Regions from separate parts of the Homo sapiens genome. Here region 2 is linked to region 1. The links are chromatin loops, found by intact Hi-C in ENCODE. Cell type or tissue: endothelial cell of umbilical vein. All regions are shown on one strand.

The links. A loop is a pair of places that touch in the nucleus more often than their neighbours do. Peaks named below come from ENCODE experiments on the same cell type or tissue, not always from the same donor. Only the 100,000 strongest peaks of a DNase experiment are listed, where the experiment ranks them.
Region 2: it touches region 1 in a loop (7-fold over the local background); 7 of 110 quality-filtered maps call a loop at or near these places.

Annotation. Positions count from the first base shown.
Region 1 is chr3:25,507,912-25,510,411 of GRCh38, forward strand. All of the region lies in intron 3 of RARB (retinoic acid receptor beta), which reads left to right. Among named protein-coding and RNA genes, the nearest start is that of RARB, 81 kb to the left of the region's middle. In endothelial cell of umbilical vein, no CTCF peak of the experiment used is centred here; DNase peaks (open chromatin) are centred at 1,140 and 2,160; H3K27ac peaks cover 2,500 bases.
Region 2 is chr3:25,457,207-25,459,706 of GRCh38, forward strand. The region is part of intron 1 of RARB (retinoic acid receptor beta); the gene reads left to right. Among named protein-coding and RNA genes, the nearest start is that of RARB, 30 kb to the left of the region's middle. In endothelial cell of umbilical vein, no CTCF peak of the experiment used is centred here; DNase peaks (open chromatin) are centred at 45 and 1,045; H3K27ac peaks cover 2,043 bases.

The sequences.
Region 1 (2,500 bases):
AACAGAAACACCATGGAAGGTACTGTTGCTGCCACCCCCTCATTCCAGCTCCTTTCTTTCTGAAAACCACTGGCCGTGAATTCACACAGGGAGCCTCTTTGTATTGCTCTTTGAGGTTATGTTTATGTGCCCATGCCCTTGAGTGATGGGCAAAACATGTCTTTGATTTTGTTTGAGAATGCTTTTTAATGTTTATTTCACAGCATTTTTTTCCTATGACAGTTTCATAAGTGTATTTGTAGAATAGAGCAATTGAATAATCTCTGAATTTAAAAGTCCCTAAGCACTCATTGACACCTTCTCATTTGGGGCATATTGAGCTTAAAAACAGCTTTTCATAAAGTCTCTAAATTCCAATTTATACTTTAGACATGAACGTCCCCATGGGTCGATTGGATGGAATGAATGTGCTTTGTATGGACACTTAGATACTTCTGTGGGAGGATTTTGTTGCTCTGTGTTTCTCTCATTTCCCCTTTACTGTTAAACTTAGATTAAAACAAACCTTTTGGACTAAAGGCACTTAACCTCAGTTAGAATCACCTTTGCTTGTGCACAAATTATATTGATGTGCTCATTGGTTCTACTGCTGGATTTTACTGGCTTAATAACAGGGAAATTCATATTGTAGGTTGCACTGTGTAGTTGGGAAATTACATAAAAATCATCATCAGGGCACTTAATGTCTTTCTAATTTTAGTTTATTTCTTCATTTGTTCCCGTGTTAGATCCCAGCCTGTTACTTTGCTTCCAGGGTTCACTGTGATCATTTTGTTCTGTTCACCAGAAACTACCATTAACCCCCACCTTCTCTTCTTGCTCTGTGGCACACAAATCCCTGAAGAGCCCCCCAAAAGTAAGTGAAAGGCTGGAAACTTCCTACTTTTATACCTAAAAATGTCCTAGAAGCTGGAAAATAAAAATCTGCTGCCCCTTTCTACTTGCCAAATATGAATATTTGCCTGCATCTGTTTAGGAGATTTAAAAAAAAAAAAAATTATGTTTGGGTACCAGCAGCCCGGTGATGTCAGTGCCACTGTGGGACTCAAAGCCCATTAACACTCAGACTGAAAAGGAAGTATTAAAATTCCTTCAGCTTTACTAATATATTTCTCCCCACTGCCTGTCTCCTGGAGAGGGGACACTCAGTACATTCTCACCTTAGAAAAATGAGAAATTTCCATTACACAATAGAACAGCACAGGGCAAAGAACAAAGGGCTTTGAAGTTAGCCTGAGCTGAGGTCAAATGCAGCCCTCGCCTCTAGCTATCTCAACTTGGGCACATGGCAAAATTTTGCTTCACGTGAAATGAACTAACCCATTGCGTGGAGATTATCACAGAAATGTTGCAGGATTGTTTTGTGGATTGGACTCATGGGGTAATGCATTTAGCACCGTGCTTGGCACATAGTAAGTGCCGAATGAGAGTGGTTGTCTGCTACTGCTTCTTTTGGTGACACAGTTTGGTTGCCGCTGTTGCTGCTGCCACAGCTGTGTTTTATTATAGCTACAGCCTTGATTATACTTCAGGAGAAAAGTTAAAAGTAGAGACTCTATTCATTTTGAATTGTTTAGAACACCACAGCTTAGAAGTGCAGCTCCAAATATTATGTCACAGCCTTAAAAATAAAGTTTGCAAGCATGGTTTCTAAAATAAATATCCACCTTTCTTGGCTACTTAAACCGGGAGCCAGGTGGCTCATTTGCCCAGAGATGCCGAGACATGTGTAATCAGAGAATGGGAGAGTATCCTGGTATCCTGGAACCCAACTCCATGGAGAAAACTGAACTGGGGTGTTAGAAAGGACGCCTGGCCCCCTTCCTTCCTCAGTCAGCTCAAGGTGAGGCCATCAGGGTCTTCCAGCAGTGCTGAGCCCAAGCTAAATCGCCACAGAGACAAAGTTGCCCTTCCCCTTCCCCGTCCTCCCAGCAGCTGCCTTTCTTTGCTCATCTGGCACCTTCCATCTCTCCTCTGCCTTATTTGGGACTCTGTGGCCTGCCTTCCTCCAGATCCGTCATGTCCCTTCTCCCAACCAACTCCTGTCCACCCTGTGGCCTCCTCAGCAAGACTGCTTTTGCTGTTAGCCACCTGAGAGGAAAGCTGGGGAGGATATCAGTGGTGCTGTGGTAGTTCATGGTCATGAGGGGCTTTACTAATGGCAACAGCCCCAAGACTTCAGGTTATCCCATGCAGCAGATAGGACAGGAATCATATTCTGATTCAGTTTCCTGAGATTGAGAGAGGGTAAGAGACCTGCCTGAGGTCACACAGCTGGTATACACCCATGGGTCTTAATTCTAATTCCCAGCATCCTTTCAACTACCCTTTGCTTCTCTAAACAATGAAGTTCTTGCACATATTTAAAGCTACACGGTTTTCAGTATCTTCACCTGTATTCGCTCCCACATCAAATATTCTATAATTACAGGCCGGGCACAGTGGCCCACACCTGTAATCCCAGCACTTTGGGAGGCTGAGGTGGGTAGATCACTTGAGG
Region 2 (2,500 bases), 51 kb before region 1:
TGTGCAGCCAAGTTTGGAACCCACTGTATTATCATTGTTGGTTTATTCTCTATTAGGCCAAATTTGTCAAGGATAAGGGATTATGTACTATCATTGCCCATAGCGTATAACACAATGCCTGGCATGTTATGTCACTCAGCCAAACAAATGATTGAACACATGAACAGTCTGAGAATCTATTGTACTCACATGAGAAAGTTCCTAGAATTATTGGTGAAATCACCACCACCTAAATAAAAGGCCAGGGCTCTCACTATTGATTACTTACAATAGAACATTTTCGTTCATGGCAACTGTTCAGGAAAAGCCTTCTGGATTCATTCATTTGTTATAAATGACTCTTATCCATAGGAAAAGATCCAATCTTTGTAAAATGCTTTGGGATCTTTAATGTCCAGTAGACTTCCCGTTTTTTGTGTGCTTTGCCCCAAGTTTCTTGGGTATTAAATTATGCACAATTTTGTTTCCTTTCTTTGGGAAGGTGAAATGCTGGACTCCCTTCAGTGCATGTGTTTGAAGTGGCATATTTATGGAAATTACTACCCACTTTTGAAATTCAGGGCATAGCTCTGACAGCTGATTCCAGCCCTACCAGAATTCTATTTACAACTTTCCTAGACAGGCCAGATTAGCTGTTCTACACGAACGAGTAGGACCTTAAAACACACCGCTCCCCACCTTCCTTCTGTGAAGAACTCAATGCGAGATTGATCATAGTGGTGATGACATGACTCTGTCAGTTGTTGAAGCACATGGATGGAAGTAGAAGCACACAAATCAAACCACTCCAAAAGGTTTGAGAGGCATCTGGGGAAGGGGTCACTTACGTTGATATCAGGGAGTGTAAATCTACACAACCTTTCTAGAAGTCAGTTTATCAACATGCATTAAAAACAAAATATTTTTAAAATAACAACCTTTGAACTGATAATTACACTTCAGTAATGTATTTGAAGGAAATAAAGATGTGGTGAGATTAGCTACAAAGTTGTTCATCACAATGGAATGTTTTCTGTGAAAAATATTTATCGACAAGGAAATAAATTGATGACATCATAGGTTAAACAAAGTCCTCAGCAGTGTCAGTATAATTCCACCTTAGTAGACAAACCCAAAACATTTATGTGCATAGAAAAAAATTCTGGAAGGTCGTACACAGTGAATTTCTCTGAGTGAAAAGATTGTGGGTGAGTGATTCTGTGTGTATTTTTCCTTAGATTTTTAATAGACAGTGATACATTGTTTTCTAATTTTAACAAGCAGTGTTTTCTTGTTAATTCGCTTTCAGTGAAGCTGATTAGTTCCGTGTGAAGAATGCTTTTGCATCTACTGCTTGATAGCTGATAAGCTTTAGTGACATCTCAGATACCAGCCCTTCTATAAAACAGTTGCTGCCACTGTGCCAACTTATTCAAAGCAAGGGCTTCCTATCTGCCAGAAATAATGTACTCAAGATTGATATCTTCATCCCAGATACCTTGGTTCTAACCAGTAAAGACTATAATAGATTTATCTACTAGGACCTGTACTACTCAAATGAATTCATTCCAAGATTCTTCTGAATTATGAAAATACTATAATTATAGTTGATTCTGTTCCAAAGGGCTAATTAATTACTTTTTTAAGGAAGCAAAGGAGTATAAGAGCTATTTGGTTTCTAATTTTATCATTTAACAACTTAGAGGGACTCTTAGTGCTCAAAATGAGGAAGAAAAAGGAAAAGGAAAAAGTTCATGTGCTAATTCAACAAATATTTATTGATTATCTGCCATGTGCCAGGACCTCTACTAGTCCTGGAACACAGATGTATACAATGCAGGTGAGTTTCTTTCCCTTATGAAACTCAATATTTAGAGTATAGGGGATGGCAGATGTAGAATATAAAATTATATACAAACATCTAAAATTTGAACACTGGTTAGGGTTTTATGGAAATAAAATAGTGAGACAGAGTGACCAGGAATGGAGAGGGGCATTTTAATGAGAGAAATCATCTCTGGGAAGGTAGCATTTGCTTTGTGATCTAAGAAACGAAAAACAACCAGATATTTGAAGGTCTGAGAATATCTAGAAAGGACAAATAGTTATCACAATAGCCTCAGTTGGTATGAGAGCTTGGCCTATTCAGAAGACAGAATAGATGCCAATTATATAGAACTCAATAAATTAGGGGACTCACTGAAGGAAATGATGCTGCTAAAATGCCGTGTGATGAAAAGTCTTGTAGAACATACTAAGGAGTTTGACTTTGATCTAATTGGTGACTATTGGAGGGCTTTAGATAGGCGAGTGAAACAGATGGATTTTAACATTTGAACAACTATCTTGACTGCTTGTTTGAAGAATAGACACTAGGTAGGAAGAAGGGGCATGAAGTGACCAATGAAGAAGCTATTGCAGCAGTTGTGAGAGGCGATGGTGGATTATTAGCATGGTGTGGTAGCAGGATAGTGATGTGGGGATGGATTAACAATAAGTTTAGTGGGTAGAGTTGACCTGA